2 separate regions of the Homo sapiens genome follow, and region 1 is linked to region 2. Evidence: chromatin loops called from intact Hi-C (ENCODE). Cell type or tissue: CD14-positive monocyte. All regions are shown on one strand. Links, peaks and the distances in the headings refer to the core of each region. The heading gives the core; the rest is flanking DNA.

What was found. A loop is a pair of places that touch in the nucleus more often than their neighbours do. Peaks named below come from ENCODE experiments on the same cell type or tissue, not always from the same donor. Only the 100,000 strongest peaks of a DNase experiment are listed, where the experiment ranks them.
Region 1: it touches region 2 in a loop (3-fold over the local background); 7 of 110 quality-filtered maps call a loop at or near these places.

Annotation. Positions count from the first base shown.
Region 1 is chr11:117,896,174-117,913,055 of GRCh38, forward strand. TMPRSS13 (transmembrane serine protease 13) reads right to left here. Exons shown (of 13, transcript NM_001077263.3): 6 at 15,595-15,687; 7 at 14,534-14,577; 8 at 13,633-13,795; 9 at 12,439-12,611; 10 at 9,465-9,563; 11 at 7,786-7,928; 12 at 7,482-7,634; 13 at 4,468-6,092. The coding sequence ends at 6,066. Among named protein-coding and RNA genes, the nearest start is that of TMPRSS13, 25 kb to the right of the region's middle. RefSeq lists an enhancer at 11,141-11,641. In CD14-positive monocyte, for the core only: CTCF peaks have their summits at 8,617 (motif pointing left) and 8,816; DNase peaks (open chromatin) are centred at 8,608 and 11,228; H3K4me3 peaks cover 591 bases; H3K27ac peaks cover 1,274 bases.
Region 2 is chr11:117,818,516-117,828,307 of GRCh38, forward strand. FXYD6-FXYD2 (FXYD6-FXYD2 readthrough) reads right to left here. Exons shown (of 10, transcript NM_001243598.4): 7 at 4,164-4,202; 8 at 2,344-2,380; 9 at 2,151-2,181; 10 at 1,542-1,857. The coding sequence ends at 2,353. It overlaps FXYD2 (FXYD domain containing ion transport regulator 2), which reads right to left and starts at 6,229. Exons shown (of 6, transcript NM_001680.5): 1 at 6,139-6,229; 2 at 4,164-4,202; 3 at 3,891-3,965; 4 at 2,344-2,380; 5 at 2,151-2,181; 6 at 1,542-1,857. The coding sequence starts at 6,163. The coding sequence ends at 2,157. RefSeq lists enhancers at 602-1,336, 1,337-2,071, 3,753-4,306, 5,969-6,522, 6,523-7,075. In CD14-positive monocyte, for the core only: CTCF peaks have their summits at 742 (motif pointing right), 3,663, 4,870 (motif pointing right), 5,069 (motif pointing left) and 1 weaker place; DNase peaks (open chromatin) are centred at 756, 3,696, 4,856, 6,496 and 3 weaker places; H3K4me3 peaks cover 2,180 bases; H3K27ac peaks cover 4,734 bases.

The DNA of each region.
Region 1 (16,882 bases), core at 4,182-12,181, 81 kb after region 2:
ATTGTTGGTAGGAATGAAAAATTGTATAGCCACTCTAGAAAAAGCCTGGCAGTTTTTTACGAAGTTAAACACACAATTACCAGAGGATACAATAATTCCACTGATAGTAATTTATCCTAGAGGAATGAAAACTTACGTTCACATGAAAACATGTACACAATTACTGAATTCTATACTCATCCTGATTTCTGTCATGATCTTATCAGGAAAGAATGGCTTTGATCCCATAGAGAATTTACAAGCCTTTGTGCACTGTTCATAAAAGAGACAGGCCTGAACTACCTGCTAGGGGAAGAAGATTTGAGGGTTGAAGATAGGGGAGCAGCCTCAGTCTGACCCAGGAACAGTGAGGTCCCTCAGTGTGAGGGCATGGAGAACAGAGGTTTGGAAACTATGCCCTTTACCTGTACAGTACTCGGAGGGGTACCCACAAGGGCTGCAGATGGAGTACCCAACCTGGAGAACAATGGGCAATAAGTTCTTCTGGGGAGGAAGGTGACAAGGGATGTTTTTCAGCTAGGCTGCAGCAGTTCAAAGTCAGATTCATCTGATTTTAAAAAGAAAGGTGAGATTTTTTATGCTTTAGTGACATGGAGCAAATTCCTGCTGGCTCCACAGGTGTATGTTGGAAACCCTGGAAATAGATGAGATGGCCCAGGGTGAGCATTTACCATTTACCAAGAGAAAAGAAGAGAGCTGGGGACGTCTCCTGGGAACACAATTTCAGAATCTGTGGAAGACTGAGAAAGAGCAGCCAGAGGGCAGGAAGGGGACCTGGGAAAGTCCATGTCCCAGAGGTCATGGCAATGTCATAAAGTAGGAGGCACTCGATGGTTAGAAGCTGCAAGAATTCCAGGAAGATGAAGACTAAGAAGTGTCTCCCAGACACTGGTATGGTGGGGCAGGAGATGGCTGTGGATTGAGGAGTTGTGGGGGCTGAAGATGAATGCCCCTCACAGACCTGAGTTGGCCAACTCCATTGGCTGAGCAGTCAGAGTCTGCCAGGGCAGGACATTAACATCTCCCAGAGGAGAATTCTTCCAGGGACAGGCAGCTTTCCTGGCCCTGTCAGTGATAAGAGAGAGCGGGGTGAGCTCCTCTAAGTCATGGAGCTCCACGACTTAGAGGGACCACCAGCTGGGAATATCCACCTGGCCTAGGTGGTAGCATCACCTCCATGGAGGATCAGGTCATTGCTAAAAGCCTAGGAACAAAGTTTATGGAGAGACATGGCAAATTTCCTAGGACTCGAAGCTTTATCCAAAATTCTCTCTCCTATGTCATGTGTTTGATGAAGCGCCTGAGGGTGAAGGATCTGACCCTTTCGCTGCGAATTCAACATATGCAGAGAGGTCATGATATGCTAATCACTTTGCCCTGCATGTTTATATGGATCGTACCATTTAATCTCACAACGAATGTAGGCCAGATACACCCATTTTACATATGAAGAAACAGAGAGGATGGTTTGTCTAAGACCACATAGCTGAGTAAGTAGTAGAGTTGGAATTTGTACCTCCAGGTACTTTGATTCCAACTCCAGAGCTCTCTCTGCTACAACACAGCGTAATTAGAAGGAATTATTCAAAGCAGATTCCCAGCTCCTTCCTTCTATGAAAAGTAGACAACCTTTTCTGGGACTCAGGGCTTGGACAGAGAAGGCCTCCTATTATGTCCACCTCCCATGTCCCATTGGCAGGAGTGAGCCGTGGAGGACCATAGACCAGGCTATGCCCTCACCTTTCTCAGAGGTCTCAAGACCTCCTGTCCCAGAAGGTCCAGGGCTGTTTATCTCCTGAGCACAGTCCTCCCTGTTCTCTGGGAGGACCCATTGTAAGATCGGTACAGCACGCTTACTTACTGGACTGGGTGGCAGCCTTCCTAGGGACAGGAAGCCTGGGCCAGTGCACAGGAGACGGGGAATGAATGGCATGTTCCTTTCAGAGCCATCCACCTACATCAAGGAGACTTGGAGGTGTCCTGGGTGACAGCTTGTTGTGACTTGACAGGGCATCCCAGAAACCATCCACTTGGGACCGGGGTGGAGGAGGGCCTCCTCCCACTCATGATGTACTTGTCCAAGTTACCAGAAACCACATGGTCTAAGCCTCTGGTCATGTGACACTCTGATGGGTGCGCCTAGCCTTCTCTGGGGAGTTGTCTCACCCTGACACTCTTGGAAAGATACGCAGAGCCAGAGAGCAGAGCCTATGAGGTCCCACTTGGGAGGATTCCACCTGACTCTGGTGCAGAGTGTAAAAGAGCAGCTGAATGCAGAGTGTAAAAAAGCAGCTGCATGTCAGAGCCTGGATTCAAATCCACCTCTGCCATGCAGCAGTCATGTAGTTTGGGAGGCTTATTTCACTTTGCTTGGCCTTTGTTTCCTCATCTGTAAATTAGGAATGAAGACAATGTCCACTTCACGGGATTCTTGTGCTCACAGGAGATAATATACATCAGGTGTCCAGCACAGCATGTGGCACATAGCAAACGTTTAGCAAATGCTGGCTATTATTATCATTATCCTCATCATGGCCATCACGGGGACTTCACATGTGTGTCCCCATGTCCACCCAATTGCATCAGGACCACAGCTAAGTGATTATGGGGAACAATGATCCCTGGGAATCTAACCAAAGCCCAGAGGCAGCTGGAGCACCTGCTAGGCTGTAAGTGGCTCCTTCTGTAAAGAGCCATCATCTCTCCCTGCAATAGCCTCCCCCTTCTCCTGCCCAGCACACTCACTTGGCACTCCTTTCCCAGATAAATTCTATGGAAATTCAGCAGTCAATAGAGTTGACAAAGCCAGAAGGCTTGGCTGGTACTTGGAGGAGCCTAGGCTCCAGGGACATAGGACAATGTCACTGCAACCACCTCCCTGCCCAAAACACACACACAGTTCCCTGGAGATTCTGCGCCAGTTTAGAATGCCCTATCACCCCCCGCCATCCCTAATTTTGGTAGCCTCTATAGATATCCTGGGCCAAAGGAATGTATTTTTCTTTTCCCATCCAGATCCTGCTTTTTCTCTAACTTATTTCCCTGCCCCCCTCCCATACCCTTACATCCCTGCCAGTCAATTTATGTCCTAGGAATGCCCTGAGAGAGAAAGGAAAGTGTCTGCTTTCTAAGGGGAAAGAAACAGAAATGGCCTAAGCTCTAAGTTTCTGCCCAGGCTGGGCTTCTGAGGATGCAGCCACCTTCCTATGGTGAGTGGAGATGGCTGGTTGTCCTCTGAAATGAGTGCTGGCTCCTGCAGGGGGATCTGCCAAGGACTGCCTTTCCCAGCCCAATTTTGTCTAGGTGGTGCCACATGTCACATATGACATGTCTGTACCCATAAAATGTCAGTGGAAATGACTTCCGGGCTAGAGCACTTAAGGAGTGAATGAGTCTTTTTTATATTTTCTTTCTGGCTAGAAGTAGACAACAATGTGGATGACAAACTCCCAAGATGGAAAAAGCTTGTGGAAGAAAGTCTCCCTCTGATCAGAACACCCTTACAGGATTGTTGCATGGATGCAAAATAAACTTCAATTAGGTTAAACCATTGAAATTGTCAGAAACTGTAGGATCTATTACAGTCAGTGTCACCCCTCCTAGGAATATAGTAAGCGTGGCACCTGCCACCTCCCCTGTACCTTCTTGTGCAGATAGAGCAAGAAAGGAATCAAAAGAAGGACTTTCCCTGGCATTGATATGAAAGACTAAAGCAATCAAGTTCAGGGTATCCAGAGGCTGGATGCTTGTGGGGAAACCTGAAGAATTCTGTGCTTGTGGCTGGTGTGCCCCTGGGGACTATCAGCCCACTGGTGAATGGGGGTACAGAGGTGGAGCTGGGGATTCACCAGTGGGCTCATAATGTTTGAGGTCAATATGGTAAACACAGGAAAAGTGCAAAGCAAGAAGAGGTAGATCGTTCAGAAGAGGCCAGTGGGACCACCCATCCGATTCCCTTGGAAATAGCTGAGTAAGCTTTGGGGTTTCCTTGTCAACATGTCTGTTGTTGAGCCAGCAAAGGCAGAAGTAGAGGAAGAGGAAGAGGGTAAGAACATGCCCTGGAGTGCCCTTCCCCTGCCCCCACCTGCTTTGTGAAGGTTCATTCCAAACCTGACCTCCTCTGTGAAGCTTCCTTGACATCTCTAGGTGTGGCTGGTGGTTGCTCTGTGCATGTTCCATGCGTGGTGTCCACACTCAATCACAGCTTCTATCACATTGGGTCATGACCCAGTTCCTTGAGGATGCTGTCATGCCCTTTGTATCTTCTGGGCCTAGCATGTGTACCGGGCACAGAGTAGGCACGGATGCAGCTGGTGAATGGAATGAATACATGAATGTATGGCTAAATGAGCAGAACCCAAAGATGAGGAACCAAAACTAAGAACCAAAACCAAGAGTGTCTGGGCACTAGGGTGGGCAACCTCAATTTGTTACCTAGGGTACCAGTAAAACATCCAAAGACAGATGTCTCAGGTCACACAACTTTTATTGCTGAAGACCATCGCTGGCGGCTGCTGCAGACAGGAATGTGGCCTCCTTCCCAGTCTTGCTAACATTCCCCAGTGTACCCAGCCCCATCAGCCCCTGCCCAGCCTCTCCAGCTTGCTCTTCTGGGGCAGTCTTTCCCTTGAGCGGCCATGGCCTGCCTGAGCTGGGCTAGGCTGGGCTGATCTGCTTGGATCCTGCCTCTGAGAAGCACAGCACCACAAAAGACTCTGACGGGCCCAAGGAAGGTGAGGGGAGCAGGACTGGCAGAGGAATAGGTGCCCCAGAAAAAAGGCTGGGGAAGGCCCAGGCTTTTAGCTGGCGAGTCCAGGCACGTTGATGATTTGCAGGAACAGGGCCAACTTAGATCCTTCAGCAGGGCTGCCTGGAAGGCATGGGACCATGTTAGCTTTCTCTCCATAGCAGTTTTTATGTCATTGCTATGTTTCTGAAACAACTGAGAAACTGAAAGGTGGAGAAAGCTGAGAAGAAATCCCAAAGTCCCAGGACAGCTACTGGGAATGAGAGAGGCAGTCCACCTGGACCTCCCTGGGGCCCCTGGGAGCCTACGCGGGAACAGCATCTGTTTCTTAACGCCTTCGTCAGAGCCCTGGGATGCAGAAACAGTTTGTGGACCTCGTCGTGTCGGATTTGCTTGCCAGCCCAAACAAGGATTTGCTTCCCTGAGTATCTCCTAGGGGCTCCAGATGCTGTAGTGACTTGGGGGATGCCCATCCTGGGGACTTTGTCCAGTCTCTTCATCCAGTTCCTTGAGGCCAGAAATATTCTGTAGGACTCTAAAATACGACATTTCCCATGAATCCCCTGGGGGTCTTGGGCTGATTGATGCCAGCTGTCAAGGCTTCTGGACTTTTTGGAGAATCTTTAAAAATACCCGTATTTTCATTTCTTAAATATAAAAATAAAATAAAATAAAACCCGCCCCAGCAGCTTGTGACCAAATGAGTACAGTGAATCCTCATCTCAGTTGTCAGCCTGGTTAGCCACAGCACAGTCCGACTGGTGACATCCACGGCACCAGCAGGGGGTCTGGGTGAGGACTTGATGCTCATAAAGCCAACGGGAGCAGCTTTTCACCGAAGACGGTCCAGGCCCTGGGAAGCTGCATCCACCAAAACCCACGATCCATCCCAGGACAGCAATGGCGCCACCTGGGCCGCTGGCATCTGCCCACACTGGGCTAGTCTGTAAGTGAGGGTCAGAGAAGCAAGAATTCCCAGCTCTTCCTTGGGCTCTGGGCTCCACCTCCTCCATCCATCTATGGACACTCCTGTAGGAACATCCACGGTACTCAACTCTTGTCTCCAGGTAATTTCCAGCCTGGGATTTTGAGAAGAGTTGACAGCTCTGCTGGTTTCTGAAAAACTTGGGAGAGTGGCAATGCACACATATGCACACACACACACACACACACACACACACACAGAGGCAGCAGACAGTGGAGGTGGGAGTCCGATGGTGCCCGGTGGCCATTAGCCCAGATGATGCCACACATGGCCAGTCACCATGGCCAGAGTCTTCACAGCAGCCGGTGCTGTGCAGAGCAGCAGGCCAGCTGGTTAGGATTTTCTGAATCGCACCTCGCTCTGAGGAAGAGAATGGGAGAAGAGGGTGAGGGTGGGCCAGGTGGGCGAGGAGCACAGAAGCCCAAGGTTGGGGTTCAGAACCTATAATTTAGCCTCGCTGTCACCTAGCACTGCCTCTCCAAGGAGGGAGAGCAAAGGGAAAGGATGGATGCAGGATTGGAGGGCCTCTCTGCACTAGATTTCTGGAGCCTTTTCTGCTCCCCCTATCTGAGCCCTCCCCTGTTCCCCAGGCAGAGAAGGGGAGGGCTGGCAGAGCACCCCCTGCTTTACAGCTAAAGGCTGAAGGCCCAGAGAAGGCAGGGTCTCAACTAGGTCAGCAGAGTTGCAGGCAGATCCCTGTTTCCTGACACCGAAATTCCTGCCGTGGAGGGAGGCCTCCCATCACTCCACTGCCAGCGGCCTGTGTGAACTCACATCTCGGTCATCCCTGGGAGAGGAGAGTGGCACTGGGGCTGGCACCGAGGTGAGGCCCACCTTTTATTCTTTTCATTTATTTGTTTATTCATTCATCCTTAATTTATAACAATAAATAGTAAATACCGAGGATATTCCAGGCATTGTAAATGGCTGATTTTGATAGATTAGTCAGAGTTCTTCAGTAAGAAAAATGGAAGATGAGAGGGTGGAAGTGGGAGAGGGGACTCTCTAGGGTGGATCAAGTATTCCAAAGGCCAAGGGCAAGGTAAGGCACACACTGAAGGGTCTGTGGTTCAGTTTGACCTGAGCAATGACTTCTGAGGTTGGATATAGGTTAAAGCAAGTCAAAAAACATAAAATAACTTTTTATTATTTTATTACTTTATACTCTTTTATGATAGTAGTGAGGTTCTGATGAAATATTTTAAGTGGGAAAGGGAAAGAATGGTAGTTCTCAGGGAGCATTCTGGTGACAGCTGTGAAAGTTGTCAGAGTTAAAATGGAGTCACTTGTGTTTTTAAAAAAAGACAACAACAACAACAAAAAGAAAATCAAAAAGACTAAAACAAACAGAGCTGGGAAAGGCCATGAAGAGCGGATTCCCATGCATAAATGCTTGATAACAAAAACTATCACAAAATCCTCTGCAGAAACTGAAACGTTTTCAAAGTCCATTGCAACCTTACACAAAAAAATACTTCTGGGAGAACATCTGCCCAGCAACTGCCTGCCTGGCCTGTAGGTCCACCCTTTTTCAACCCGCTGAGCTCTGTTCTGAGGGAAGAAAAGCAGGGAAAGAAACACAGACAGCTGGGATTGACCCCAGGCATCACATTTGACCCTGTCCAGAACACCCCCCGAATATGGGGACGCTGAGGGGACCTCTGCCTACAACCTGGGTGCTCCTCCAGGGTCCCCACCTGAGGAAGTTCCCAGCCTGCTGGGTGCAGTGTCCTGCTGCAGGGATCTTACCTCCATCTTGCTGTAAATCCAGGGAAGAACTTCTGTCACTTTGGTGTACACACCAGGTTTGTTTCTCTGGCCACAGCCTGTGCCCCAGCTGGTGACACCTGCCAGGTACCAGCGGTTGTTCTGCTCACAGACAAGAGGCCCCCCGCTGTCTCCCTGCAGGGGAGAGGGGGCACATTCGCAGGATGGGACAGGTGGTCCATGAGCGGGAAAGGGTGGGGTCCCAATTCCCACATCAGCCCCAACACCCCTGCCTCCCCCATCCCCAGGGTGCTGGGACCTGAGCCCCACCCACAGGTACCCTCACCTGGCAGGAGTCTCTGCCCCCACGAAGGTCCCCAGCACACATCATCCTTGGGGTAAGGTAACTGTCATAGACCAAGTAGTCATTGCATTTCTTGAAGTCGATGAGATTGACCTGCACCTCCCGGAGGAAGGGGGATGTCTTGTCTTCAGTGAAGTGGGGTGGAGGAGACAGAGGATGGGAAGCCAGTGAGATTCTAGATAGCTTCCTGGCCGTCCAGCTGCCACCCCAAGACCCAGAATCACAGCCTCCTGGGAATGGAGGGTGCCATGCCCGTGCCTGGCTCCCACCCAAGGGAGGCCCTCTGTGGTTGGACACCCAGGACATATGGGCACACACGCCCTCACACAAGACACAGCTCACTGCACGTGAGACAGAGACATCCATGCACACAGACACACTCACAAGCCTATCAGGCTACCCGACATGTTGCACAGCACTTGCCTACGTTCAAAGCACCCTCAGATACATGGCTTTGTTTGTTTTTGGAAGCTATGTGCCCTAAAGAGAGCAGGTGGCATTAATCCATTTACCGGTGGGGAGGCCTGGTGCTGGAGAAGTGACCTGCCCACAGTCACACAGCTAGTCAGGTATGGAGACAAGAGGAGAAGTAGGCTGCACCCACATCAGTCATTGCTCTGCCTCACGGAGGGAGGGAAAAGCGGTCCTGATGCATGGAAGTGGCCTGAGTCTAACCATGGGGTCATCCTGCTCAAAGTAAGCAATCTCACAGGACAAGGCACTCTGTGATTGGGATGACATGAAAACAAGACCACTTCATCATCTTGTTTAAGGCCAGACAAAAACAAGGTCACTGTGCAAACCACAACAGTACCAGACATCCCCCTCTCCTGGCCAATATGAGTGACTGCTGCTTCCTTACCACTTAGAGCTCCTAGATAAGATTATATATATATATATATATATATATATATATATATATATATATTCTTAATTGAGACGGGTTTCACTCTGTCACCCAGGCTAGAGTGCAGTGGCATGATCATGGCTCACTGTAGCCTCAACCTCCCTGGGATCAAGTGATCCTCCTGCCTCAGCCCCTCTCATAGCTGGGACTACAGGCACACATCACCATGCCCAGCTAATTTTTCTATTTTTTGTAGAGATGGGGTTTTGCCATGATGCCCAGGCTGGTCTTGAACTCCTGGGCTCAAGAGATTCTCCCACCTTGGCCTCCCAAAGTGCTGGGACTACAGGTGTAAGCTACGGTGCCCGGCCTCTAGATAAGATTATTAAGGTTCCCAATCATAACCCCTGCTTCCTGACACCACAATTTAGAGAAAAGTCCTGCGTCTTTGAACCCTCCCCAAGCCACCTAAATCCTACGAGCATTCCCTCTCTGACACCCTCTTGCTGAGATGCTCCATGGTTCTTCATGGTGTGTTCTCTCTCTCATTGCAATGAGCAATGAACTCAACTAGTTCAACCACAGCAGTTTTCCAGGTGGTCTTGATTGGAGGGCATTGTCACAGTGACTGCACCGGCATATACTCAGGTGTCTATACACACATAATCACACCCAGGCCCATGAATCCGTATACCCAAACGCTCATCGACATAGGCCTTCATCTGTATACCCAGACACATTGCTTACACACGCACATGTATACACACACATGCACATGAATACATACACACAACCAAGCATCTTTGCCTCTTACCATCTGTCTCCCTGGTCTTGCCAAAGCCTGTGATCCAGCAGGTCTCATTGAGGCTAAAGGTCTGTCCATGCATGGGGAGGCAAGCAGGGTGGATGTGAGCTGCAACAAGACCTCCAGACGTCAGTGAAGGAACAAGGCTGAGACTTTCAGTAGGGGGAGGGAGAAGGAGCACAACCACTCTGGGGGCAAGGAGGGGTCTCCTAGAACATTAATCCTTGACTCTAGAGTCCTGGATCTGAATCCTCCAGAGCCTTGGACTGACCAGACATGAAACTCGATCACTTTATCATAACCCACCAGCATTTGGGGGCTACCAGAGTCCTCAAAGCCGTTCTGATTTCAGTGGTTGCCCTGTGGTCAGATGCGTAAGCCTTGGAAGCTCCCTTGTACAAGCCGATACTGGGCAGCTGAGGGTCTCTCCCTACTGAGAGGGTCTCTCCTGGTGGAGCCTCTTCCATGTCTTTCCATTAGAACAAGGAACAGCAGCAGGCTAAGACCCAGATATTATGACCATGGCATCTCAGCGGTATGTCCAGCCTGGTCTGGCGAGGGTACCCACTGGTTGTCCAGAGCCTGTGGCTCTCCTTTTAAATGTTTTCCCAGCACAAGGTAAGAAATCTCTCCAAACAGGAAACACATTCCTAGAGACACAGACCACAGAATTCCTGCTAACTTGATCCCACATTCAGAAATATTATATTTAGAAGTCACTGTTATATATCACTTCATAAGCTCTGAGGACTGGTGTCCCTAGGGGGACCAGGGCATTGACCAACACATCTGAGTTTGCAGGAGGAAAATATTAGTTAATAGAATGTTTGCAGTATTCTCAACCCTTTGTTATATTCACTGCAGTATTCTGCACCTAAGATAATGCCTGTCACATATTAAGTGCTCAATAAATGTTTAAAAAGATAGAGACAAGGCAGGAAGCGTAGATGGGAAGGATGATTTTAAATTCTTCTCCCATAAATTGGAATTAGGCTTTAAACATTGGTGTCTACCTCACTTTTGTCTGCTAGAGAGTAAACAAAAAATAGATGAAGGAATAGCATGCATTATTAACAAAAATGCAGCATAGGATTTTTTTTCTATGCCCCTTTTTGAGATGTAAAGTTTTAAAAACATGTAACACTGTTACATGATCCATCGTTAGATATTTCACTGTTTTTTATGGGGGAATTAAATTTACCAGTGAACTTTCACAAGCAAAAGTACTGTGACTTCTAGTGCTCCACCTGCCAAATGAGTTTAAGAAAATCAGTCCTGATTTCTAAACCAAAAATCAGGGCACATGTTCTGGCCACAGGACTACATACATCTGAGCTGTGATTCTCAGACTAAGGGTCTGCTTCCTGCCCAAAAGCCTATTGGAGCCTGGAGGGAGACTATTACGTTTGAAAAGCATACGCAATGTGAGAATAGCTTTCATTCGCTTTTAGAAATTATTTAGTTTTGGAATTCCAAATAATATTAAGGGGTGGAGGGTGGGTGGGAGGTAAGATTTGGATGTTTAGCCAAATACAGCCTGGGTTTGACAAGGTGAGAAGGCCTGCTCTGGTCCTGCAGTCTGTGCCCTTCTTGTGTGCTGAGCGGCAGGGCAGGAGGTAGCGGGCATCCCTCACCTCAGCCCTGGACTCCACAGACAAGGATGGAGTTTCAGAAAGGCTGGTGGGCGTGTCGTGTCGTGTCGGGGCGTGGCTACGAGTGGGTGTGACGCTGCGTGGGCGTGGTTCTGGGCTAGCGCTGCCCAACCGAGCTCTACCCAGGGATCCTCCTCCTCACCCCACTCTGATGATCTAACTGCTCTGACTCATGATAGACACCGCCTCCATAATTAATGTGCGAGGAAACACCAGCTCACAGGCTCAGAGCACGAGAATGGCTGGACTAACCAGAGAGTCCTCCGAGGCTTCCAGAAATCCCGGTACTCCTCCTCCCTCTCCCACCTTTACAGATGCTTATGCCAGAGGGCTCTGGCTCCATTCTTCAGGGTCCTCCCTGAGCCCCCATTACCTGTCTTCTCCAATCTTTTCGGGACCCACCTTGGCTATCCTTCCTCTGCTGAGCTTCCCCTAGCCTGCCAGGATGATTAGTTGCTCCCGCCTATGCCACCATAGCTCCCTGCTCCCCGAAAACATCGTATAATTGGCCTCTACTGGTCGTCTTGGTGTATTTTATTTCTATTTGCAACTGTACTATAGGGCTGGCCATATAGTATTTGATAAGTGAACAAATGAGTGAATGGATGAATGATGAGTGAATGAATGAATGAATGAATGAAGTCTTCTTTGACGTCCCCTGTCCACAGTGATCTTCTGAGAACCTCTGCAGCATTTCCTTTGTGTAGCCTCCTTTGGTCCTTAGCAACAACGTTGTAGCAATTAGTTGTTTGAATGTGTACTCAGCTTAAGTTCTCGACTGCAGGGTAAGCAATTTGCCAGTCTAGAGCCAGGTGGGGAGAGCACTGCTTGGGAATCAGATCGACCTGGTTCCAATCCCAGAGCTACCACCTATTACTTGTGGCCTCAGGTAATTATCTCTCTGTAAAGCTCCATTTCCTCATATGTCAAATGAAGTTAATAATAGTGCCTGCTCCACAGGGTTGGTTGTGAAGAGTAAATGAAATCATATGTGTGAAATGCCTACCATAGCGTTTGGCCCCTAGGTGCTCAGTTAATACCAGTGAAAGAATTCAATCTATTGATTAAGATCAGTACCCAAGCCCTGACTCCGTCATCAATTTGTAATGTGAGATGTGTCATTTGGAGCAAACTTATTTATAACCCTTGGGCTTCAGTTTCCCTAATTATAAAACAGAAGTGTTCCATGTAAGGATCTTTAAGAGTCTTTGACTTCTGCCCTGCAGAAGCTTTGGGGCCCGGATATGAGTTGACAGATGCTGACAAGTGCGAGGGCTGCAGAGGGTGCTGGGGCTGGGGGGCAGGAGAGCGGGGAGTGCAGATTCCCTCACCGGACAGGGTCAGGGGCTTGGACAGCCGCATGAGGGCGATGTCATAGTCGTCCTCCTCATCGGTGTAATTGCTGTTGATGATGATCTCGGCAATGGAGGCTGCCTCAGGCAACTGGTGCAGGTTGCTGGTGCCCGCGTACACCTTCCAGCCCTCCAGGACCTTCTCCCGGGTCCTGCAAGAGCCACAAAGGAGCGTGGTCCAGTACCTGCCTGGCAGCGTTCACTGGCAGCCCCTGCTACCTACAGGGAGCCACAGTCAGAGCACCAGCTTGGAGGCAGGAGGATGGATAAAATGACCTCTGGAGGGAACCCTCTATCTTATCCCTGGAGTCCAAAGCAATCCCCCACAGCCCCTCAAAAATTATGAGCTTGCAGCTCTGCACCTTACAGTAATAAAGAGGGAAGGATGAGTAAGACCTCTGTGTGGCACTCCCCCCCCACTATCTCCTCTGCAAGTCACCAAGGATCAAATAGGAGACTTTGACTTCTGCCATGCTGAAACTCTGGGGCCTCGATATGAACTGACAGATGCTGACAAGTCACAGGGCTGCAGAAGGTGCTGGGACTAGGGATGGGGACACAGATTCACTCACCAGACAGGGTCAAGGGCTTGTACTGATAAGATCTCAGTATTATTACCCTCAGCAAATTCAGACAGGACAAAGTAACACACTGAACTCATTACTAGGGAGGCCAGTGCCCCTGAGGCCTGGTCCCAGAGCTCTTTCCTGCCCACCAGCCTGGGCTGTGGGCCCCCAAAGACAATAGACCAGCTGGTGACCGTTAGCAGCTGATACAGTGCCCTGCCTGCAATCCCTAACCCTCAATTTCTGGGATAACTAGGGGCTCCTCTGCTATGAGTTCCATTTGCAGGAAGCAGCAACAAACCCAACGCCTTTTTCATTTCACCCTGTTCTTCAGGGGCAGGCTCCCAGTCCCTCTTCCTGCCTGCCTCTCTCCCCCTTGGGGCCGTCAATGGGACTTTCTCATCCTTGGGCCTAGCTCGGAACAAACACCCCCGACCCACACTCTCAGGACCAGGTGAACACCCAAGCTACACCAGTGCCAACTGGCCCATGGGGGCTGGACTCACACCCAGAATCCTCCTCCACGAAGAAGTCAGTCTGCAGCCAGCCCTTCCTGGTGGTTCCCGACCCTGGGCAGTGTCAAATCACCTGCCTCTCAGGCACTTACACGAAGAAGCAGTGGGCGGCAGTGAGCACCCACTGGGCGTCAATGAGCGTGCCTCCACAGATGTGGGTGGTGCCGAAGTGCAGACTCACTTGCCAAGGCCACTTGCTATCCGAGGCCAGCGCCCCTCCCACGATCCGCCCGGTCATGGCCCTCAGTCCGCAGTCTGGAGGGAAGGAGTAGACGTACTGTGAACCCTGTTTCTCCCAGGGTTCTTTCCGAGCTCCTGATCAGGATGCCTCTGCTGTGCTCCCAGGGCCAGGACAGGCTCAGGCAGCCCCATCCTGAAGGGCACCCACCCTTCCATGGACGGGCTTTGCTCCCTTATCTGCTACACACAGCAGTTTCTGTGAGAGCAGAGCCACCACATGGTGGGGTGGCTTTCTGGGATCATTCCGCGGAAAGTTTGACCCCAGGCAGGTTCCTCTTTCTTCTCCTTCACTCATTCTTTCATTGACTTGACAAATCCTTTTGGAGTGTCCCAAGCTTTGGGCACTGTGTTGGGCATTGGGGTCATGATGGTAAGTCCCAGGACTGCCATTAGGTGCACAGGAATGCAGACCAGTTCTAATGTGACCCTGAATTGACAAGCATTATAATGAGGGTCTCTATTGTTTCTAAACATAGGAAGAATACACTTCCCCTGATGCACAGAAGACTCAGACAGCTTCCTTGGAATAAAAGGTTGCTGGGCTGAGCCCCTACCAGAGTCAGGAGAAGGGGAAATGTTACCCTGGGTGTACCGGTGCCTTACAGGGACTCCAGCCCTGAAGCAGGCCTGCTGGCTAAGACACTGTTCCTGACTTGAACCCCTGTGCCAAACACCTCCCTTGGAGGAGTGCTGCCCCTCTGCCCTTTACTCCCACACGACACTGGCCACAATCCAAGAAGAAGAACATCTTACGGGAACACTGGAGAGAGATATACCGCTGGGAAGGGCATTCAGACCTGCAGGGGGAGACACAGAAAGTGGGAAAAGGGCACATTAGCTACCTCCTCCAGGAAGCCTTCCTGATTGACTCCTGCTCAGTTCCTATCCTGTTTCCAAGGAAGCTACCCTTTGTACAGGAAGCAGGAGATTCTGAGCTTCCCCTTTCCCCATGTGACATTGTCCCTTCCAGTGCTTTGTCCAGAATCGGAGTGGCTCAGTGCAAACCATCTCCACTCTCATCCCCTCAACTAGTTTCCTTGTGGCACATTGCAGACATTGGCCCAGATCCATGTTCTTCGAACTTAGGACTTCATTGTCGCAGCATCTTTTCACAACTAAACAGGTGGTCTGGTGCTCCTCTGACACAGTTCCTCAACGCAGATGCAGAAACCACGCAGCACAGAGCTGGCATCCAGCTGCAGCAAATTCACATCCCTTCCCTCACCATTACTTCTCTTGGAGCCTGGCTTCTTCTCTCCCCTCCGTAGGGCAAACAATGCTAGCTGGCAGAGACCCCAAACCTCTGATGCTTCCAACGTGGCCCTCCCTGTCCCTGATGCCTGCACCTGGCGGTCCCCTACTGCTGCCTGTCTACCCTGTCCCCTAACTGCACTGGTGGAGAGAGCAGAGAATGGGCCGAGTAGAGGAGCGGCATGTGCAAAGTGTCATGCCAGGGTGTCAGTGGTGCTTCTCCCCCACCAATCCAGGTCCACTCCCTGCAGCAGCTCTCAGTCCAAACACCTGGCCGACTGGTGGTCCCAAGGTTCATGAATTGCCTCTGACGACCTGATAAACTCTCAGGGGCACCCCTGGTCTCCAGTTGTCCTCAGCACCGAGCCTCAGATAAGAATTCTTAAGTCAGAAGGCAGTTTGGTGAATAAGGACTATTTCCAAGATGCCCCTGAACACTCATGGTGGACTCCTGGAGGCTGGATACTAGAAAAGCCAGTGAAGGGGGCTCCCTGACTCAAAGACCCTCTCCTACCCACTCCTTCCCCTGCTCACAAACAGGCAGCCTGCCTGCCCCACCATACCTGTGGAGGCTTTCCTGGATGGTGGAGTTGTATCTCAAGATTGAGAAGCTGTTGGCAAAATCCCTGTGGGCAACCTCGGTTGTCCGGTGAGCACTACAAGGGAGCAGAGGGGAGAAGAATGAGCCCCCTGGAGACAGAGTCATCCCAAGTCCTCCAGCAGGCTAGAGCCCCACCAGCCCTGCCGACAGAGGCCAGACTGTGATGGTCTGAATGGTGGCCAACTCCTCCAAGCAGCAGCTAAGCCCCAATAAAGTGCAGCCCCACCCACATGCTCCACCACTGCCCCTTATCTCCCCCAACTCCCCTCCAAGATCCCCAGCCCTATGCACTACCCAGCATTTCTCATGGTGGAGACTGGTAGCATTAGCATTGCCTGGGAAGTTATTAATATTAGCAATGCTTCTGAATCAGAAGCTCTGGGTGTGGGCCCAGCGATCACCATTTTAACAGGTTCTCTAGTGATGCTGATGCACACTCAAGTTTGAGAAACACCAATCTTGCCCTTTTCTACCCAAACTGTCATCTGTGAATAAGCAGCAGCAGCAACCCCCCCAGACCTACTGAATAAGAATCTGCATTTTAAAGAATCCCAGGTTACTGATCTGTACATTAAAGCGTGAGAAGCTCTGGGCAAGCCCACTGGATCTTAGAACACAGCGTGCCTAAGAATCACCTTGGGATGTTTGCTGAGCAGGTTCTAAGTCCTAATCCCAGAGATTCTGATTCCAAGATGCATTTTCACAAGCACGGCGGGTGATTCTAATGTGTTCTACTCTCTGCATGGAACATATGTATATTTCTAGAACATGGTACACCCCTGCGTGACGCCCTGGCATGACACTTAGCACACGCTGCTCCTCTACTCAGAGGGCCCATTCTCTGCTCTCTCCACCAGTGCAGTTAGGCACCCTCTCCACTGTATGCCCTTAGTGCTTCACCCACATCCTCATCATTACATGTCACATCGTGCTGTGGTTATTGGTTTAAGTCTCTCTCACTGAGCCACACTAGAGGTCCTTCAAGGCTGGGCTCCTGTCTTATTCCTTTGTGTCCAGGTACTACACAGTATCTAGCACACGATAAAAGCTCAATGAATATTCTTTGAATAAGTGACATTCAAAGACCTGAATACCTAAAGGAGGTTCAGGCTTGCATAAGGCCACACAACTCATAAAAGATGCCCATGGTCTTCCATCTGCATTACTACCATCCCCCTTTCATGGATCTGGACAGGCTGAGGTGGGGTGGAGAACATGTTCTAAATCCTAACACCCCACCCCAGGTGTTT
Region 2 (9,792 bases), core at 582-8,581:
AAGAGGCTTTGGGAGCCTCCCTCCTCCTGAAAGCCCCCCTGGCTAGACCTGCCCCATTCAAGTTCATTTCTCCCACCCTCGAGGGAGAGCTCAAGTGTGTGCCTCTATCTCCTGCAAAGAAAACTGAATTCCATTTAAGGGTTTGGCCTACACCAATGAGTCCACATTTGGAGTGGGGTGTCACAAGGACTTGGTGCTGAGTTGTAAGTCACCTGGCCTTCCCCTGCCTGGCTCCTGGTCTCCTCTGGAGTTTCTCCCCACAACCCCAGGCCTTCTCTGTTTCCCCTTCACTCTCCAAACCCACAGGCAGTCAGTGGGTAGTCCACCTCCCTGCCCCACCAACCGCTTCCCGTCCTTTGGATGTTCGTGTGGTGGGAAGAGCTCTGGAAGGGGAGCCAGAGACCTGCAGTTTACCTCTGGCTCCGACTCAGGCTGGCCATGTCACTCTGGATAAGCCACGGCCTCTCTTAGAGCCTCGGTTTCCCCTTCTGTAAATTGAAGACGGTCTGTTTTGCTCTCTAAGGACCCTTCCCTGCTCAAGCCTTCTGTGTTTCTAGGAGAGTTGGTGGTTATCAGGGACTGGGGGCAGTGGATTAAGACAAAGAGCTTAATTCCCAAGTGGAGTGAGGTCTATCCTGCCTCTGGCCCCCAAACACACCCTGTTCATTTCCTGGTCCTGTAGCTTGGTTCTCCTGCCAGTTCTCCCCTCTCCTCCCTCAAAAGCTTGCAGGCCCAGATGAGGAAGCCAGACGCTAGGTGGTGCCAGAATCCCACAATCCCTCCAGCCTTCGAGGCCTCTGAGTGAAGGGAGGGAGAGGAAAGTTGGGCTCCTTCCTGAGTGCAGAAGGTCCCAGAGGCCTCCCTGCATGGCCATGGCCTTGGACTCACAGCAAAGGGGGCATGGGCATTAGGAGTCGGGCACATTAGGAGTCCGCACTAGGTGGAGCGACCTGGAAGCATCTCAGGCTGAGGCTGCCCTGGGTGGGTCCCTGCCTGCATGGACGGGGGCTGGAGCAAGTGTGACAGTGGTCTCACTCTCACCATCTGTTCCCTGGCCCCAGGCCCTGGAATTAACCAACCCTCCAAATAGGTGGCCCCAAGAGTGGAAAGAGGTGGCCCGAGCTTAGTACCAGGAGGGGGCTGGGAAGAGGGCTGGCTCCTTCAGGACATGTGCAGAGGCCCAGCACCAGGCTCCCCGGACCCACCCACCTTGGCCCAGGGGGGTACATATGGAAAACGGCAGAGCACAGGAATGTGACCACACAGAGGCCCATCTTGGTAGCCTGGGGCCTCTCCACAGCAACTGCTAAGCAGGGTCGCTTCCAGGAACCCAACAGTGGTGCCTGGGGCAGAGGCCTCATGGGTATCCAATGGGCTGTGGTTTTGACCTCTGGGCCTTTCAGACTTCCCAGGTGTATAAAAGCCAGGCTGAGGCCTCTGTCCCCAGGGCTTCTGCCAGTTCAAGGGGTGTGAGGAGTGGCCTACAGATGACAACACTGAACTTCTTGCTTTTACAGGCAGACAGGTGCCTGAGCAATTAATTGAAAAAACAAATGAGACCCGGCTGTATTTGTACTTGAGCTTGGAGAGGCTGGTGGTGACAGAGGAGGGAGACAGGCAGGCAGGTGAGGGAAGCAGCGGTCTCTGACGCCGGCTTTATTATAAGCATGAGGTGGCACGAGGCAGGAGTTGGCGATGCCACCTGGGGGTCACATTGAGTCTGGAGCTTCCTTCAGCCCAAGCGCTGGCAGTGACGGGGACAAAGGTCTAAAGCCCAGGGAAGAAGGGGAGGCGCCAGAGGCAGGGCCATGCTTGGCTTCCCAGCTGGCCCCAGTGCAGTGGGTGGCACCGCCGAGGCTGAGAAGACAAAGGCAGGATGGGGTTGGGTGGGAGGCAGCAGAGGTTGGGGTTTTACTTCCCCCTTGTCCATCTCACTTTTCTCCAGGGCTCCTCTGTGATCTCCTGCGGCACACACTCCACGCCAGGCCCTTGGCCATCATTTTAAACACACGATGGGTGACAGACCACCTGGCTGATGTGTGGACGACCCTAAAATTCTTATTTACCGAGTCCAGGAGCCAGAATTCTTCCCTGTTGCTCCCAAGCCTGCCCTGCCCTCCCCGCACCTTCCCCAGGCCCTCCTAGCATACCTGCTGTTACGGCTCATCTTCATTGATTTGCCTGGTGGGGGAAGGAAAAGCAACAGGTGAGAGGGCAGGGGGAGGGGTGGGTCTAGGGATCTCTGAGGCTGGGGATCCTCCACTGTGTCAGAGACAAAATCCTCAGCCCGCCCCTCCTTCTCCAGCCCCAACCCCCTCATCGGTCACCCCAGGCAGCGCTCACCTGCGCTTCTTATTGCCCCCACAGCGGAATCTTCTGCCTTGAAAAGAGAAAAGGAGATTTGTTTCCATGGACTAATTTTCCAAGGAGACCCTGGAAGACTCAAAATTCTTCCAGTCTCTCCTACCTCCCTCCTGCCAGTATCATCGCAGGGTCAGGCTTGGAGGCCACGTTTGACTGTCTCTATTTTATTTTATATTTTATTTTATTTTATTTTTTGAGACGGGGTCTTACTCTGTCACCCAGGCTGGAGTGCAGTGGTGGGATCGTAGCTCACTGCAGCCTCAAACTCCTGGGCTCAAGTAATCCTCCTGCCTCAGCCTCCCAAGTAGCTGGGACTATAGGTACATGTCACCATGCCCAGCTAATTAAAAAAATTTTTTTTTGTATAGATCGGGTCTCACTGTATTGACCAGGCTGGTCTTAAACTCCTGGTCTCAAGAGATCCTCCTGCCTTGGCCTCCTAATATGCCGGCATTACAGGCATGAGCCACCACGCCCAGCCTTCTCTCTCTTTATATAAGGCTGGACCATAGGCATTTAAGAACCTAAGTCAGTCAGTCAGTCAGCAAATATTTACTGGAGCAGATCCACGGTGGTCTGTTGGCATATCGAGAGTAGCAGCAGAGACTGGGCCATCATGGTGCCCCCAGCACAGCTGCCCGATGAACACCTGGAGAAGGATGGCAGCAACTCCAAAGTGGAGCCCCTTGCTTAGGCCACCTGCCTCCTGTGCCTATGTGATCAGCTGCCACCCGGCACTGCCCTCCGGGAGCTGCCACGGGCAACATGTGAAAATGGGGAGACCTGCAGGACTGTGGCCCGAGCCTTGGGGTGGGCTGGCAGTGGCACACGTAGAGAGAGCTGCCATGGGCAACACGGGAAAATGGGGAGACCCGCAGGACTGTGGCCCGAGCCTTGGGGTGGGGTGGCAGTGGCACACGTGCATTAGAAGTCCAGAGCCCACAGGTGTGCTTGCTGTATCTTCTTTCCATGGGTTGTGTTTTCTGTGTATTTTTCTTTGGGTTGGACCAAAACAAGTCAATGTGCAGTTATTAAGCTCCTGCTGTGTGCCCCTCGGGGCTTGAGGATACATAACTCTCTTTGTCTCCCCCAGAACACTCCGAGTCTGCACTGGACCGTTCTCAGAGCGCTGTCCTGACTGCCATGTCTTTGGATGCTAGCCCTAATCTTGTGAGGCAGGTGGGATCATCCCTATTTAACAAATGAGTTTGGGACCATGGTTAGCAGCGGGGGGCCTAGTCCCCCTGTCTGGCCCTCCGGTTACCCAGTTACCCCGTGGGTTTGCTCTCACTTCTGCGGCTCCTCCCGGGCCCACTGGAGGGTGCACTTGAGCAAGCAGGAACCTCACACTGTGCTCCCAGCGAGCCTGGCACCCCACCGGGCACCCATTCCCACATCCTGCAGTGGGGGGCGTGGTGGGGAGGCTCACCCCTCCCTTGGCAACTCCCGAAAGCCAGCCTGCTCAGCGGCCTTGAGAAGAGAGGTGCCCTGGTCAGCACCCCTTCCCTGGAGGCCACCCCACTTACTGAGGAGGATGAGGAGCCCCACGATGAAGGCCAGTCCAGCGAAGATCAGGCCCCCATTGCGAACGGTCTCATAGTCTCCGGAAAGAGAGGGCAAGAGGAGCGGGATGGGTGGTCTCTCCCAGCAGCTGTCTCTCTCCGCAGCCTGCCCGCAGCAGCCCGTGGTAACCAGGGGAGATAAGGGGCACAGAGCATGGACCTGGGGCTGGGAGAGGCCGCTGCTTGGTGGAAGGGGTCCTGAGGGCTCAGGAAGGGTGCGCAGGGGCCCAGGCTTACCATAGTAGAACGGGTCCACGTCCCCCTTGGGGCTGCCGCCTAGGAGAGAGCCAGAGGTGGGATGAGAGGAGTCACCGATGGTGAGCCAGCCACAGGAACAGCTGGAATTCCCTGTCCTTCCCTTCCCAGAGGACCCTCGAGGGTCCAAGCAGGCGAGGGGAGGCTGGGAGCAGGGGTGTTGCTAAAACCATTGCCAGCAGGCTTCTGCTCCAGGCGGCTTCAGACACGCTCAACTGGGGACCAAATACCGAGTGTCCGAGGGGGATCCGTGCTGTCTGGGGGGCCTCTGACCACTCCGGAAGGGTGGCTCTCTCCTGCTCCTTGATTCCTACCATGGTAGAAAAGGCCAGGAGAAGCCTCTCCCATTAGACTCCCAGCGGCCTCTCTCCACAGGACCATTTGGCTATCAGGTGCTTAGCAGCTATTTGGGAAATGCATGAATAAATAAAACAGAACCTTAAAGTTTATCAGACAGAAGGAGGAAGCCGAGCCCAATGTGTAGACTTGTTCAAAGTCCTAATGAAAGCTGAGACAGACCTCCTTTCCTGCGTTACCATCCTCAGGGGAAGCAGATCTAGTTAAGAAACATTAATATATAGTGCTGGTCAGGCACCGGGCAAAAACTAACAAACCCTAACTCATCTAACCATTATGGCAACCTTATGAGGCGTCAATGTCATTCTGGTGTAATCCACAAGAGGGTGGAAGTGCAGAGAAGAAATTCCCCCACAGTTATACAGCAAGTCAGGGGTAGAGCTGGTGTTTGAACCCAGGAAGCAGGGGGCTGAGAATGGAGGTGCATAAGCCCTTTGATCTGCCACCTCTCAATGGCGGGAGGGAAGGAGCCCGTTAGAGGTAAGGTCCTGCCCCTGCCTCTGGTGGCCTCCCCCGGATTTGGAGCCGCTCAGCAGGCAGGTCTCACAGTGGTGCCCTGCAACTGAGTACACTTGCCCCGGACAGCCAGACGGTGGCCTGGCCAGGACGCTTCTGCCACAGCTAAGGGCCGCTACTCTTTCCTGCCCTGCCGGAGCCCCTTCTCGCACGAGGGAAGTGGAGCCCGAGGAGGAAGGAACGCGCAAGTTAGCACTTTCCGGGCTGTGCCAAACTGTGCCCCTGAGCAGCAGTGAGACTTAGGGTCTGTCAAGCCCAGCTGTCCCCAGCGGCCAGTCCCTGGGCCAGGAAAGGACAGGCCAGGAAGAGTCAGTGCCCATCCTGACGGGCCTGAGGTGCTGGGTGCTCAGGGAGGCCATGAAGGACCCAGGTCCCACACAGAAGGCCGTCAGGGCTGTCTTCCCAGATTTGGTTCAGGCCTTGTTTAAGGTCATATGGGGATTTAAGTGTCAGAGCAACAGCTAGACGCCAGCTGAGGCTTCCCCACACGCCCCAGGAAACCTCCTCCTCCGTGGCCACCTGGCCCTGAGCCGCTTGCTGAGACCCTCCCTGCCCAGCACCCTCCCCTTTCTGCATCTGGCTCAAAACCCACCTCTGTCAGCAAGTGCCCCTCTTGGTTTCCAGGCCTGAGTCAGTTCCTGTGACAGGAAGCCTTTGGAGAGTGTGACTTGAACTTGGCGGGCTCTCACCCCAAATCCAGCCTAGGAAGGCTGACCAGAGGGGCCTGCTCCTTCCCCAGCCAGATGGACGCCGTCTGCCTCCCGCCCAAGTTCAGACGGTCTAGCAAGATGCATTGAACTCAGGGCGGGTGTGTGCCAGGAGGCCGAGGAGGAACGCTCAGCTCTCCAGCTTCTATCTGCTGCCTTTCTGCCACTCAAGCTATCTTTCTTTGGGGTTAAAGCAGGGTCCTCCTTTAAGTTGCAAATTTTCTTAGAGAGGAGGCCGACAGGAAGAGGGGCTGGGTACTCTGGAAGGCTGAGGTGGCAGGAGAGGGAAGAGTAGGGTCCAGCTGACCCCACAAAGGCAGGCCAATCAGAGCCACCCAGCATTGCACACGCCCGGGCACGCACACCAGCACACTCACCACCGTCCATCGACAACCCAGTCATTTCCCCAGGTGAATGGGCTGCCTCCACTCCCCTCTTCCTGCTGTCTCTGCTTTTTGGAGAGTGTCTGGCTGCCTCCACGGGGTGGCCGGGGACGAGGTGCGGGCATTAAACATTAACAGTGCCAGGTAATATTTACCCTGGTCACAAGAAAAGCTGCAGTGTGGATGGAGGGGCTCCTTCTGCAGGGTGAGGACGTGCGTGGGGAGGCAGGGGCAGGGAGGAGCTGGCTGAGTTTCCAAACCTTCCCAAAGGAAATTTCCAAAGAGAAGGGTTGGGATGGGTCAGCAGTCGTGCTGTTCTGCCAGCTGGGGAAGCTACAGCTGGGGCGGTGGGAACAGGAAAGTGGAAGTTGCACAATCTCTTCAGTGTACACTGTACTTGGGAGTTTCTGGGGGCAGTGGCCCACAGTGGCCCCCAGCCCAGGCAGGGCCCACCGCACCAGCCACCATGGATGCCGCCGCTGCAGCTGGTGTTCCTTATGTGGTACTGGAGGCTTTCCTGCAGTGGTCCCTAGGAGCCTGGCCCACTGCTCCCCCACCACATCCCTGGAGCACCGCCAAAGCTGACCAGCAGTAGATCCTCCAGAAGGGCCCTTCATCTGTCATCCTATTCACCCATCAACGTGCACCCTGCAGGTTACACCTCATTCAGAAGGGCTTCAGTCATCCCCAACTAATTTCTCCTTCCCTGCCGCCCTGGCACTTCCTCCTACCACCATTTGGCCTGGCTCTCGGATTGTGTCCTTGCCAGTTTACCATGGAGCATGCAGGATCCTTAAGGACAGGGCAAGACTTTCATCGTGGGGAAAACCCCCTGCGTTTATGGTTTACCAAGCACTTTCCTCACTGTTTTTTCTCCTCAAGCTTTATGTTTCCCATTTTACTGATGAGGCAGGTGTCTAAGGCACAGAGAGGTAGGGGCCTTGCCCAGGGTCACACAGCCAGTGTGGGGGAAGTGGAGACTGACAATCAGGCCTCCTGCTGCAGGAGGCAGATGCTTTCCACACCTCGCAGGCAGCCTCCCCACTCCGCTGTGACCTCCTTCGCCCCAGGACTCCTGTGCCGGGTAGTCACAGGTACTGTAGAATCCTCGTTGAGTTCTAGTCCATTGAATTGGCCTCCAGAAAAGGCTGAAGCCCAATGGCCACAAAACAGCCAAGGTCAGTGGCCAGCGGACAGCAGGGGAGCTTGAGCCCTTCTGAAGGGAGCCACTGTATCCATGAATCCTCCCCAAGCAGGGGCAGGGCTTGGCACTTGAGTTCACACCCTGGCCCTCTCACTTGCTAATGGTGTGGTCTCAGTCAATGACTTCACCTCTCTGTGCCTCAGTCTCCTCATCTGTAAAATGGGCGCAGTACCCAGCTCCTAGGGTGGTGGTGAGGGGAAGTGAGATAATGCATGCAAAGAGCATATCCCAGGGCCTGGCACACGGTGAGTGGCATCATTTTTACTGTTATATGTGTGTTGATTGAAGAAATGACAAGCATTAGCCTTTGGCAAATGTTTGCTGTTGGACATGGAAAAGCCAGCCACCCTCCAATGAAAATGGGCACGAATGAGTGAGACGGAGAGAATGGCATGGCCCTGCAGATCAGGCGCTGCAATACCCGTTCAGCTCCCTTCTGCTTCTGGAGCCAAGAAATATATATTCGTGCAAACATCACAGCAGAGCCAGCGTTTGGTGAAGATGGACCACGTGCCAGGCTCTTGGAATGCACTGCATCACTTAATTCCTACTAATGGCGTTTTACAGATAAAGAAACTTGAGGCTGCTCATTTGCTTTCCACAATAGCCCCTGGACGTGGCCAGGGCACTGGGTACACCAGAAAAAACGAGGGCAGGAAGGTGAAGGGACTTGCCTGAAACACACAGTTAATGGCAAACTGGAGGTAGAAAGCCCAGATCCTCCAAGATGTGCTACCAAAGCTACTGCCATCTCCACACAAGACAAGGGTGCTCCCTTTATTATACAGGATTGTGTTATCTTATTGCATTTGGTCTGTATTTGTAAGCCTCCATGGAGTCTTTCGGGAATAATAAGAGATGTAAAAATAAGTGGGAAGTTAAATAAATTCATCTGTCTGTCTGTCTGTCTGTCTGTCTATCTATCTATCTATCTATCTATCTATCTATCTATCTATCTATCTGTCTATCTATCTATCTATCCATTGACAACCCAGTCATTTCCCCACCCAAATGGACTGTCTCCACTTGCCTCTTCCTGCTGTCTTTGCTCCTTGGTGGGGTGGCTGGGGATGAGGTGGGGGCATTAAACATTAACAGTGCCAGGTAATATTTACCCTGGTCACAAACAAAGCTGCAGTGTGGATGGAAGGGCTCCCACTGCGGGGGGGAGGAGGTGCATGGGGAGGCACCAACAGATGGATGGATAGATAGATAAATAGAGAGATAGATAGATAGATAGATAGATAGATAGATAGATAGATAGATAGATAGATATGGATGATAGATCGATCAATAGATAGATGAATAGGAAGCAATAGGGAAAGCTAGTTGATGGCTACATTTTTAAACTCTGTGTGCAAGGCACCGTTTCAAGCACTTTACAGAAATTAATTCTTTTTTTTAAGACGGAGTTTCGCTCTTGTCACCCAGGCTGGAGTGCAATGGTGCGATCTCGACTCACTGCAACCTCCGCCTCCCGGGTTCAAGTGACTCTCCTGTCTCAGCCTCCTGAGTAGCTGGGATTAAAGGCATGTGCCACCAAGCCTGGCTAGTTTTGTATTTTTAGTAGAGACGGGGTTTCACCATGTTGGTCAGGCTGGTCTCGAACTCCTGACCTCAGATAATCCGCCCGCCTTGGCCTCCCAAAGTGCTGGAATTACAGGCGTGAGCCACCATGCCTGGCCAGAAATTAATTCTTTAGTCATCACAATGAGTTTTAGAAGGTAAAGAAGGCATTATTATCACCCCATTTCATAGAGGAAGAAACTGAGGCCCAGATAAGTTAAATAACTTGCCAGAGGTCAGATGGCCAGAGGGTAGGGGAACCAAGATTTCAAGCCAGCAGCCTGGCTTCTGAGTTCCTGCATCTCTAAGGGACGGATGGACAGACAAGTAAATGAGGCAGTTGGACAGCTGCCTTCCCAGCCCTCGCAGCTCAGATATGCTCTGCACACACGTTACAGCAGGCCAGTGACTCCGTATGGAGATGCTCTTTTTTGGAAATTCTGCCTCTCTTCCTTTCTGCTTTTCCTGCACTTCTGGGGAGCTTGTGGGTGCACTTGAAAGGGACGGGGCTGGCACCTGTGTTAGAGCCTGAGCAGGGAGGAGGAATGGGGCTCAGAGGACTCACCCAGGTACCACCTGTCCATGGCAGGAGCTGCTGGTTGTGTCCAGGAGTGCAGGAGAGCAGGGAGGTGCTGCTTGCCTGGGGCCTGGATGGAGAGTGGCACTCCCCCTCTTCACACTTCAGGTGAGCCCACAAACAGGAAGAGACACAGGGAGGGAGGAGGGGCTGGCAAAGGAGCCCTTACCTCGTGCCCACTTGCTGGGGCGGGTTGGGGCAAGGGATGCACGTGAAAGCCAGGGGAGATTTTCTGACCTCCACCTGGCACTTGAGGATGGGCAAGCTGTCAGATGCAGCAGAGCCAACCACAGCCCCCGCC